Regions from separate parts of the Mus musculus genome. Here region 2 is linked to region 1. A link is a contact called in ENCODE POLR2A ChIA-PET data. All regions are on one chromosome and are shown on one strand. The core of a region is the stretch at or near the end of the contact, and the rest is flanking DNA. Distances in the headings are between cores, read along the strand shown. Region 1 holds the start of Cops7a (COP9 signalosome subunit 7A). Region 2 holds the start of Spsb2 (splA/ryanodine receptor domain and SOCS box containing 2).

Evidence for each region. ChIA-PET counts read pairs that join two places held with the same protein, here RNA polymerase II (POLR2A).
Region 2: POLR2A ChIA-PET joins it to region 1 with 14 read pairs in Patski. The contact joins the promoter of Spsb2 here to the promoter of Cops7a in region 1. POLR2A ChIA-PET finds 5 or more read pairs at or near these places in 3 of 5 experiments (Patski and embryonic stem cell).

What each region holds. Positions count from the first base shown.
Region 1 is chr6:124,960,819-124,967,138 of GRCm38, reverse strand. It overlaps Cops7a (COP9 signalosome subunit 7A), which reads left to right and starts at 1,627. Exons shown (of 8, transcript NM_001355542.2): 1 at 1,627-1,737; 2 at 2,211-2,415; 3 at 4,442-4,517; 4 at 4,693-4,781; 5 at 5,779-5,981. The coding sequence starts at 2,254. Gm23851 (a small nuclear RNA gene) reads right to left here and starts at 2,856; the gene lies at 2,752-2,856.
Region 2 is chr6:124,804,324-124,810,197 of GRCm38, reverse strand. Spsb2 (splA/ryanodine receptor domain and SOCS box containing 2) reads right to left here and starts at 1,280. Exons shown (of 3, transcript NM_013539.2): 1 at 1,168-1,280; 2 at 229-971. The coding sequence starts at 892.

The DNA of each region.
Region 1 (6,320 bases), core at 378-2,877:
TACCAGGCAAGTAGTCCTGGAGGTGTAAGGTGTTTAGTGTGAGCCCTAGAGAGCAAGTCAGTCATCGCATCCCTCGTGCTCTGCCCAGACTTCCCACCAGGATGGACGGTGATCAGGATGTGAAAGCCTTGGCTTTGGCTGGTGTTTCCACATGGTGACAGAAAGCAAATGATTTATTATGTGTAGTGTTCCGCCTGCATGCATGCCTGCAGACCAGAAGGGGGCACCAGTTCTCATTAGAGATGATTTTTGAGCCACCATGTAGGTGCTGGGATTTGAACTCAGGACCTCTGAAAGAGCAGCCAGTGTTCTAAACTGCTGAGCCATCTCTCCAGCCCATTCATTGCCTTGTTTTCTAACTCTTCTCTCTCTCCCACTCTCAGCCTGGAACTATGCAGCTCACATGGCCTTTGGGCCTAAGATACTCCTGACTTAGCCTCCCAAGTGCTAGACCACAAGCATGCACCACCATCCCTCGAAGGAAGCGACGGAATCAGACAGGTATGCACTTGGACCCTATCCATATTTCTTTGTCCTACAGGTTAGTTCCAGAACTCAGCCCTTGAAGGTCCAATTCTCCTGCCTCAGCCTACTGAGTGATAGGATTACAAATCATCTAACAGTAAACCTGGCTTTACCTTAATTTCCTCCTTATATGGTTTCTGTAAGGATTTTTGTTTTGTTTCATTTTGAAACCTGGTCTATTTAGTGGCGGATGATCCAACTCAGAAATCCACCTAATTAAAGGTGTGTACCACCATGATATTTGGGAGATAGGGTCTCTCACACTGTAGCCCGGGATAACCTCCCAACATATAGCAATCCTCCTGCCTCAGCCTCCTGGATGCTGGGATTACAAGTGCCCGGCTGAATCCTTTAACTTTTAAATTTCCTCATCTGCCTTGGTTCCACTCACACTTTTCTCCTTGCTAATTTGGGATCCAAAGACTAAAAAAATGACTCAATATTTATTTGTAGTAACCATGGCCAAAAGTCTGGTCATGCGATCTGAAACTTCTATGGGAAGAAAACCTCAAAAGCCTAACCAATACACTTCCTTTTCCCCCTTAATCACTCGGGGGTTTGTTTTCTTTCTTATTGAGACCGGTTCTCATGTTGCTCAAACTGGCTTGGAATCTGCGATGGAGCTGAGGCTGGTTTTGAACTCCTGATTCTCCCCTACCTCTACCTCCAATACGCCGGGGGGTGGGGTGGGGGCATGTGTTACCACTTCCTGCCCCCTTACCCTTTAAACTTTTCTTCTGCTCTTTAAAAAGAGTGGATAAGTTGTTGGACTATTTATAGCCTCGTTTCTCTCCTTTCTCCCTTATTTTTTCTTTCTGCGAATTCTCGCCTTCCGCTAACGCTCACGTCGCCGCAGGAACTCGGGGCCGCCATCCTGCCTTGTCCTGCAGCTCCCGGGAGGGTCGCTCCCCCGGACCTCCGCAGAGCCGAGGTCCTCTCCGCACCCTGCATTCACCGCTCTCGCACCCATAAAGATGCACGGACAGAGCGGAAGATGGGCGCCGCTCTCGCGCCTCCCGCGGTCCGGAAACGGAAGCAGGCCGGAGCCGCCCGGAACCCGCCTCCCGAGAGCGGAAGTACGGCCGGAAGCTGGCCATAGAAGCGAGCGGCTAGAGCGGCCCTGCGGGGAGGTGGCAGGAAAGGCTTGGGAGCCGCTGCCGGAGGTGACGGAGCGGCCGCCCCGCCCCGTGCGCTGGGAGACGAGGCTTCCAGGTAGCCGTCGGTTGCAGTCGGTCCGGGGGTACGACCTGGCCTTGGGCGCAGACCCCGGCCGGTCCCGGGGCTGCCTCTTTAAGGGAGGGGGTGGAGCCGCGAGTCAGGCGCGAGGAGGTGAGGTCACGTGGGGGCGGCCACGTGCACGACTCGCGTCCCGAAGTGGGGGTTCGTCGTCGTCCGGTAGACACCATGTGCTATCTCTCCCTTCCCTGGTTCATCAGTCTTGGAACTCAATGGGGTGCACGTGGTGGGGCTTGGGACTGGGCCCGGGATGACGGAGCGGGTGGGCGTGGCAGCCAGGATGGGGCTGGCTTGGAGGAGCCCTCGAGTTGCCTTTTAGACCTCAGGACCCCACTTACTCACTGCGGATGTGGCGGGGTCCCTCTTGAGCGTGCAGCTCCCGTCCCTTCGAGCTGACCACCCTCGCAGGGTCCAGGGACCTTTAGTTTCACGTTCCTCTTTCCTTGCAGCTCCAGAAATCTTGAGGCCAGAGCCCCGCACCTCGGCGCAGCCATGAGTGCGGAGGTGAAGGTGACAGGGCAGAACCAAGAGCAGTTTCTGCTCCTTGCCAAGTCGGCTAAGGGGGCGGCACTGGCCACACTCATCCACCAGGTGCTGGAGGCCCCTGGTGTCTACGTGTTTGGGGAACTGCTGGATATGCCTAATGTTAGAGAGGTGTGTTGCTTGCCTGGGTAGTCCCCAAAGAACGTTGGGACCAAAGTTAACTCTTGAGTGCTGGGCTCGTTTTTTGTACCCAGTAACCACTCAGGTGATCGGGGTACCGATAATTAGCTCTCAACATGGAAAAATAAATCAATCAAATAAAGGTCTTCATTATCTTACAGATAAAGGGTCTGTAAACTTAGTGCTCCCTCCCTCTGTACCCACACTTTGAGTCAGGATTTCACTGTGTAGTCCTGGCTGCCCTAAACTAGTAACTATGGTCTAAGGTGGCCTTGAATGTGTGGGAAATCCCTGCCTATGTCTCATGCATAATTTTTTTTGTTATTTAAAAATATGGAACGCTTTACAAATTGGAGTGTCGTCTTTGCTCAGGGGCCATGCTAATCTTCTCGGGATCGTTCCAGTTTTAGTATATGTGTTGCTGAAGCAAGCAGAAATCTTTAATTTTGAAGCAAAAGAACAAGTCATTAAGAATACCACTGATAAACTCCAGCTTGTCCACCAGTATGATATCTTTTTGTGTTGGTTTTTTTTTTTTTTTTTTTTTCAGGACAGGGTTTCTCTATGTACTATAACTGTGTTCTGGAACTCTCTCTGTCGACCAGGCTGGCCTTCAACTCAGAGATCCTCTGCCTCTTCCTCTCGAGTGTTGGGATTAAAGACTTGTGCTACCATGCCTGCCTAGTGATACCTCTTAATAATCCTGTCACTAACATTTGGGAGGTAGAAAGAGTTGGATCTCTGAGTTGTAGGTCAGCCTGGTCTACAGATTGAGTTCCAGGACAGCCAGGGCTACACAGAGAAACCCTATCTTAAAAACAAAATAAGTCAGAAAACCTGGATCAGAAAACCCTCAGTTTTCTCTTTAAAATGGTGGTGAGAATCTAACTGCTGATAGAGTAGTTGCTTAGCACTTGTGAGGCCTTGGCTTCGATTTCGGAACTTGGGATGCTGAGATAGGGGACCACAACTTTTTAGATCAGCGTGGGCAACTTAGACTCCATCTCAAAAAGGAGTGGGGGTCTTTTCAGTGAAAGAGCCCTTGTCTGTAGTTTGCAAGGCTCAGTATAGGTTCAGTTCTCAGAACTGCAATGAGGAAAAACCTAAAAAAGCACACAGTTCCCTTCACGGTTACAGAAGTAACATTGTGGGGAAGTCTAAAGTCCCCTGAAATCAGAAAGAATGAGCATATTGAATTATGCCATGGTACCCCACCCCACCCCCAAAGTGTCACACATTCTGATTCATTTAAGGTAGAAAATGAAGATGCTGTCTTCTGCCCTAAGACGGTAGCAAAGCTATGAACACAGTAATGAGAACCACTCACAGAAATGGCTGCGTCAAGAACTTAGAAAGCATAGAGCAGGTGGATTGCCACTCTCGTGACACCAGCCTGTCACGAGAGCCTGACCGAAGTGTGTGGCTAAACTGAGCCAAGCATTAGAAGACCTTTGGTTGAATCAGGATAGAAAGTTACTTTGACTGCTGTTTTACAAAACACTGGCTTTTGTTGCTGATTTTATCCACAGTAAACTGAAGTATATCGTTAGGATGAAGTAGATGCCAGTGAAAGAGATCAGATAAGTGAATGAAAATATATGTCAGCAAGTCAGCCATTTATCAGTTATTTACTGCGAGGGCTGCAGCTCTGCTGGGTCTAATGCCTTGTTAAAAGACTGTTAAGTGAGAACCTACAGGGATGGTATGCCAGGATAAGTGGGGGTGACAGGAAGGGAGATGCTGTGGATGAAGTAAGCCCTCACTATGAGGACATTGCGAAGCAGTGGCCACACTATACCCTCTGGGGGCCACACAGTTTACGATGTCTGGTGTACGCGTGTGCACCTGTAATAGTCACAACACTGAAAGTTTTAAGCTCTGAGAGTAGGAATTAGCTGCTTAGCGCAGCAAAGGGCCAGAGTAGAGATGAGCAGCTGAGGGACCAGGATAGGTACTGTTGGGATGGATGGGGTAAGATCAGGGCCTTCTTGTCACTTCCTCCCTCACGTTCTTGCAGCTGGCAGAAAGCGACTTTGCCTCCACCTTCCGGCTGCTCACAGTGTTTGCCTATGGGACCTATGCGGACTACTTAGGTAAATAGGGGCCAGAGCTGTGGAGACAGGAGAAGGGTGGTTCTGGAGAGACTTGGAAGAAATACCTACTACGATGCCATAAGTGAACCTCTGCAGTGTTAGACCATAATTGGTACAGAAAACTTGTAGGAAACTGCTAAAAACAAGATTCCCGGGCTTCTCTCCCTGTCTCTAGCTGAAGCCAGGAATCTCCCCCCACTGACTGACGCACAGAAGAATAAGCTTCGACATCTGTCAGTTGTCACTCTGGCTGCCAAAGTCAAGGTAAGTGACAGCCTTGCCAGCTGCCAGTCCAAAGCCAGAGACGACCTGTTGTGAATCCAGGGAGTCTAAGGAGAGCCATTGGCCTCCCCTGTCTGGGTCTGAACTGAAACTCCATTTCTGCAGTCACTTAGTTAGGAGTCTGTCAGTTTGAACTGAAGTTCTAAGTCATCGTCTTTTGTGATTGGGGTAAAAATAGCCACTAGAAGGCTGGCCGGCTCATTCATCAGATGGAGTTCCAGGCCAACAGAGCCTCAGAGCTAGAACTGGGGTCCTTCTCTACTTACTATAGTAAGATGTGTGTGACCTACAGTACCTGTGTGCCCCTGTGGGCACAGACTTTTTATATCACATTCTCCCAGTTGTTAACTAGAATTGAGTCCTGGTGATTTTTGCTGGAATTAGGCTTGTGGTTGTAGATTCTTCCCCAAGGTCATTCCAGTTTGTAACATGGCTAAGTCAACATGATAAACAGAAACTCCAGACCCCTCCTATCTATCCTCTGATGTCAAGCTGATCAAAAACAGTTTCCTTAGCTACAGCCAAAGAAATGGCACCAGGAAGATGTCACACTCGTTCTTTCACTATATAGTGGGAGGTGGGCATAGGAGAGCATCTACCACATGTTTTTGGATTGTCCTTTTTGAGTCTGGTGCCGTGTCTCATGTCGGCCCAGCGCTTGGGACTCTGAAGCAAAAGGATTAATGTGAGGTCAAGTCTAGCCTGGACTACATAATGAGTTCCAAGCCAGCCTGGGCTATAGAATGAGACCCTGTGTCAGAACGCCATGAAAGAAAAGGAAGGAAGATTATTCTTTTCTGGTGATGTTTTTGAGGCCGTAATAGGGTTTTGCTTTAGAACCAACATTTTCCAGAAAATGGCTTACGGATAGGAGTGGAGGGATGTGGGCCTGGACATTGGGGAAAAACTGGAAGAGGATTCTGGGAAATCCTCCTCTGCTTTTGAACCCCACAAATTCCGGTCTAACCTCTGGACCCAGTGTATCCCATATGCAGTGTTGCTGGAGGCCCTTGCCCTTCGAAACGTGCGCCAGCTGGAAGACCTTGTGATCGAGGCTGTGTATGCTGATGTCCTTCGTGGCTCTCTGGACCAGCGCAATCAGCGGCTAGAGGTTGATTACAGCATCGGGCGGGACATCCAGCGCCAGGACCTCAGTGCCATCGCCCAGACCCTGCAAGAGTGGTGAGAACTTACTTGTCAGGCCTTGACCCTCCCTTATACAAGCAGGAGAGCAGGGACTGGCTGGGGAGGGGGAGCCTAGGAGAGTGCTTTCTCCTCAGGGTTTCTGAGGGGACAGAGGCTCTAAGGGGGCCCTGGGCGCAGAGTCAGGGTTGTTGGGCAGGAACTGGGCAAAGGAATGGAGCTGTGCTCTTGACTAGCTGGAGGCTTGTCACTGTCATACGCTGAGTTTAGGGCAACTGCACATAATAACACCAGGGGCCGCGATGGGTCTCTTCTCTTCTTTGTATCCCTGTGTAACTTCATTGTGATCTCACTGTGTACCCCAAGCTGGCCTTGAAT
Region 2 (5,874 bases), core at 31-2,530, 160 kb after region 1:
CACCCTTCCTTCTTCCTCCATTTCCACCGCCACCTCAGCTGAGGGAGACCCAAAGGCTCTGAATTTGTGCATCACATCCAATAGGGATTGGGAGTGAAGCTAGATCCAAGGCCATCTAAGTGACAGGCCAAAGTGACAAGAAGCCTACTTCCTGTGCTCCAACCATGAGTTTCCAGCCCAAACCATTGCCAAGAGTAGTGATCTCCCCACACCTAGTCCGTATCTCACCTCTTCTTTCGCCCATGTAGCGGATGCGGACCTGGCACTGGCCCCAAACAGCACTTACAGAGGGATAGAGGGTCCTCCCCTTCAGTCCACGGAAGGCTGGTCCCAGGTACGTGCCCCCAATAGAGTAGCCAAGAGTCCCCTCCTCCATGTCCAGAACCACCAGCAGTCTCTCTGGCACCACTAGCTGCTCACCCTGAGGTCCAGCTGGATACTGGGGGGCCTCGAGGCCCTTACTCTGATGATACAATTTTCCCCGCCCAATATCCCAGCCCCAGGACTCGCTGTTGCTGCCCAAAAGCGCCGCATAGTGGTCAGCCTGCAGCGGGGCGAGGGCGGTGGCCACGCCCACCACGGCGTGTGTGCCCCTTTGCTCCAGGGGCCAGCTGATCTCCCAGGCGTGCAGACCTCTCGAATAGCCCCGTTTCCCCCGGACTCCATCAGTGCTCTGGGCCACAGGGCGCCGCTCAAAGCACAGACCCCCTTCCTTGACATCGATGTTCTCGGAGCAATCCTTGGGGTTCCAGCCGTGGTGCCGTTGGGCAACCAGGTCAGGAGGGGGAGCAGACAGGAGCTCCTCCAAGCCCTCGGGAGGAGAGAAGTCCGAGTACAGAGCCTGCGAGGTAGGGGTGCTGCTGCTGCCCCTTGCCAGGGCCGTCTGGCCCATGAGGAGAGCCGCTGAAGAACTTCTCAAAACAGGCTTGCTGGGGCGTCTCGCTTTTGAAAGTTGAGCTCCGGATCGTCCCCTGGAGTGGTGTGGAGACAGAAAGGACTGTTAGGCGCATCATCTTTCCCTAGGACTCCCATCCGTTCACCGGTGTATGCCAACCAGCCTGGTCTTCCCTTGGTCCCCTAACCATCCCAGGTCTATCACTCTGCTTTCACCCTATCTGTGTCGCGCCCCCCAAGTTTCTCAGGAGCTCTCTCTCCCTCAGACCTTACCGTGAACCGTCCCCTTGCTGGCTCTAACGCCGGGCCCCTACCCCGCACCTCACTGTCCCCCTAGCTCGCAGAGACCTCTGTGGAAGTACAGATAGGGAAGGCTAGAAGCGCCCCTGACCAGCCACTGCTTCCGGCTCCAGCGGGGCTGCGGACGCCCGCCCGCGCTCCGCCCCTGGGCTCTGTGGACGATTAACCCTATCGTCACCTCCCAGACCACGGCGGCCACACCACTTACCGCCTTGAGAACCCACCGGCTACAAAGAATCCAGGCAAAAAATAAGTGACGACTCCAGACGTGGACAAGCGCGCATGCTTTGTGGAGCACACTCTTTGAGTGGGTAACCTCTTGTCCCTCCCAGGACTCCCTGGCGTCAGACTCTTCAGCAGTTTATTTTTCCAAAGCCACCTGACAGCTGCGTGCCCCACCCTCCCCCCCATCCCAGACTAGAATTAACCCTTTGATGACGTCATCGCCTTGGATTCTGTGTGTGTGTGTGTGTGTGTGTGTGTGTGTGTGTGTGTGTAGACTTCTCCACTGGAGACCTTTGCTCTCTCTGCCTGAGCTAGTCATTCCTGAGGCCCTAAGATCAGTAAGCGGCCTTGACACCCTTCCTGAACTCCTGCTCCTGTGTTCAGGAGAATGTAGGGATTGAGACTACTGTCCCCTGCGGCTCCCTAGGTTGCTGAAGCCTTAGTCCTTCATCCTCCTGCTTCAGCCTCCTGAGTAATGGAACTACGAGTGGGCACGCTGTCTGGTGGATGTGTGCTTTAAGGGTTAGTTTTGAGTGTCGTTTGATCATTAGCTACATTATCATGGAGAGGTTGCTGTTGAAGTTTGACCTCCTCGAAAGCCTCTTGATAACAGTTCAAAAATCCCAAAGTGGCTGGGCAGTGGTGGTGCAACACCTATAATCCCAGCACTTGGGAGGCAGAGGCAGGCGGATCTCTGAGTTCAAGGCTAGCCTAGTCTACAGAGTGAATCTATGCCAGGGCTAGACAGAGAAACCTTATCCCAAAAAAATCCCATAATGCCACCGTGTGTGTGTGTGTGTGTGTGTGTGTGTGTGTGTGTGTGTGTGAGAGAGAGAGAGAGAGAGAGAGAGAGAGAGAGACTGTAACCTCTGCTGGCCTAGAACTCCCTATGTAGACCACGTTGAACTCAAACTCACACTGATCAGCCTGCCTCTGCCTCCTGAGTGTTGGCATTAAAGGTGTGTACCCTGTGCCCAGCCTAATTTTAACCTTGTTGTTGTTGTAGTTATTGTTGTTTGGATGGCTTTGAAATAGTCTCTTGTAGCCCATCCTAGGACAGGACGGGCTCTGTAGCCAAGAGCTGGTCTTGAATCCCTGTTTCTCTTAGCTCTGCTTTCAGATGCTAGGATTCTAAGGGTATGATTCATACCCGGCTAATTTTAACTTAATTCTGATGTGAGGCTGCTGAAATGGCTCAGCAGTTAAGAGCACGGCTGCTCTTGCAGAGGACCCAGTTCAGGTTCCCACTCCCAAGTGGAAGCTCACAAATGTGCATAAGTTCCAGTTCCAGGGAGGTTGGGTGTCTTCTGAACTGAATGTGGCATACAAACTGTGCTGTGTAGCCTTGTGTCAGCTTGACCCAGAACCTAGAGTTATCTGAAAGGAACGAACCTTAATTGAGAAAATGCCAGTTGGACATGGTGCTGCACGCCTTTAATCCCAGCACTCAGGAGGCAGAGGCAGGTGGATTTCTGAGTTCGAGGCCAGCCTGGTCTACAGAGTGAGTTCCAGGACAGCCAGGATTATACAGAGAAACCCTGTCTCAAACAAAAACAAAAACAAAAACAAAAACAAAAACAAAGAAAGAAAGAAAGAAAGAAAGAAAGAAAGAAAGAAAATGCCTTATAGCCAGATCTAGTGGTGGCATTTTCTTGAGACAGGGTTTCTCTGTATAGCCCTGGCTGTCCTGGAACTCACTCTGTAGACCAGGCTGACCTCAAACTCAGAAATCCACCTGCCTCTGCCTCCTGAGTGCTGGGATTAAAGGCCTGCGTCACCACTCCTGGCTTAGGCATTTTCTTAATTAGTTATTGATGTGAGGTTGGGGGTGGGGCACGGGGGAGCCCATTGTGGTGGTGCCATCCCTGGGCAAGGTGGTCCTGGATTCTATAAGAAAGCAGGCTGAGCAAGCCATGGTTGTATATATTTAAATCCCACACTATTAGCCCTAATAAGCCAGCTTTTCTTCCAGATTGATTTTTTTCCCCTTTTGGTTGTTTTTCAAGATAGGGTTTCTCTGTGTTAGCCCTGGCTGTCCTGAAACTTGCTCTGTAGACCAGGCTGGCCTCGAACTCATATATCCGCCTTCCTCTGCCTTCCGAGTGCTAGACCCAGCTTCTTCCAGATTCCAGATGGTTGGGCTGCCTTTGATTGGGTCCTGTTGTAAAGAGACAAGGTACCTTAGTGTGATGCATCCTAACTGAAAAAAAAAACAAAACAGATCTAAGCCACACAGAGAAAGTCCGCACTGGGCTCACTGGAACCCCAGTTCAGTTTCCATCTGACAAGCTGGCCACACTGCCCTATTTAACCAGACCCCTGTTGAGTTCGTGTGCAATATGTCTGTTATAAAACTCAACCTTTTATTCTCAGAATAGACTATTCCAGTTTTTACAGACTTATACGGAAGGTTTAGATTCAGTTAGCTTCAGCCTCGCCAGAACTAAAGCGCTAGTAAAAATGGGGTGGTGTGGAGGGGAGACTAGAACACCTGCTGAGAGACTTCTTTATAGGACAGAGAAGCTGCACCGGCGACATTGCAGCAATATGGTTGCCTAAACAAGGCCTGAGCAGTGACACCACCAGGTGACGCCAAGGAGGAGGCGGAAAATCATACAAGGCCCCGCCCCTAGATGAAGAGCTGCAGGCAGTTAATGGCTGCTGAGAGAGAATCAATGTTCCTCAGGGAGGAGCCCTCTTACTTGGACTTTCCAACACCACAGTGCTCAGTCCTAAAACCATATTCATTGGAGCAACACTGAATTAACTCAGCAGGTTGCGTTTATATGCTTATACATATTAACAATTAAAAACAAGTAGTATTATATAATGTGTAACGCAAACCAGAAACGATCAAATCTGAAAAGGAAGCCTATTTTCCAAACTCACCAATAAGGATGAAATGGCAACTGGGCTGAGGTTGAGAAACTTGGATTACTGGTCGCCCATAGGCCCCGCCTCCGGCCCCGCCCCCACACCCTTGGAGCTAGTCCCGTAACCAAGGCAACGAACGCACTAGCTGGGTCGGGTGGGGAAGCTGACTCATGCAGGCTGACGGTCACGCGTGGGCTCATAGTGTGCGCTGCGGCAGCCTGGGCATCTCGCATGCCCCACCGCGACTGTGTAGCTGCTGAATCCTCAGCCAGTCCTAGTGGTCCGCCACTCGGGGCCTTCCCCTCGCAGTTTGTGCTTCGGGCGTTAACACTAAGGTCTGGAATGTTCCACCAGAGGAAACCTGGATCTAAGACTGGGAGAGGCGGGGTGGGGTTGGGGGTGGGAACTTGAAAGCCTGTGAATAAGAGGAGCAGCCCTAGGTCGGGCTAGAAAAGACCTTTTGGAGGAAAGCTGACCAAGGAAAGCCTGAGGGGAAAGCAAGAGTTACGGGAAGCCTGGTGTGGTGACTCACGCCTGTAATCTTAGCTATTTAGGGAGGACGATGGAGTCAGCCTGGGCTATATACCCTAGCTAAAAACAAAACAGAACCACACTGGGAAGTTTTTATTTACTGCAAGCCGTAAGAAGGCTTGGATGCAGGGAGAACACAATCTGGACCCAGAATTGGGGGGGGGGGGGCAGTTAGGAGAACGCCTTAACTGTGCCTTGACTTACCCTAGTTTGTTTTTAAGACTCCTTTGTGCCGGGTGTGGTGTCGCACGTCTTTAATCCCAGCACTCGGGAGGCAGAGGCAGGCGAATTTCTGAGTTCGAGGCCAGCCTGGTCTACAAAGTGAGCTCCAGGACAGCCAGGGCTATACAGAGAAACCCTGTCTTGAAAAACCATTAAAAAAAAAGACTCCTTTGTGGCAGTCCTGATAAAATGTTCCCTTGCTCCTCATCTGCCAACCTTCCTGAAGTAAGGACTTTCCACAGGCAGTGTTTTTGTTGTTGTTATTTTGCTTTGTTTTTGCCCCAAGGTCTGAATGTGTGTGTGTGTGTGTGTGTGTGTGTGTGGTAGATGGGTGGGGGGGGGGCGGCTTGCCCAGAGGGTACTAGACCTGACACTGGGGAAAAAAACCTTAGAAAAAGGTCCAGAGACCCCCACCTTCCTTGAGGATTTATAAGCAATTAATCACGGTGGGAAAGGACAAAAGTTATCTTCTGTGATGTAGACACTGGTAAACTGCAAATGCCCATTTAAATAGTTTTTCATGCTTACATTACTCCTGTGGAGTAATTCTAAGGAAATCATTAGATCAACAATCACCCAAATTCTGCAGTAGAAAGGAGCACAACCTTTACAGTAGCCACACCCTCTTAAGCGCCGCCAATTCCACCAAGATTAGTCATCAAAAATATCTTAATTTACCTAATGAAATGCTTTGTAATCTTAGCACTGGAGGGGCTGGAGAGATGGCTCAGTGGTTAAGAGCACTGACTGCTCTTCCAGAGGTCCTGAGTTCAATTCCAAGCACCCCACATGGTGGTGGCTCAAAACCATCTGTAATGAGATTTGATG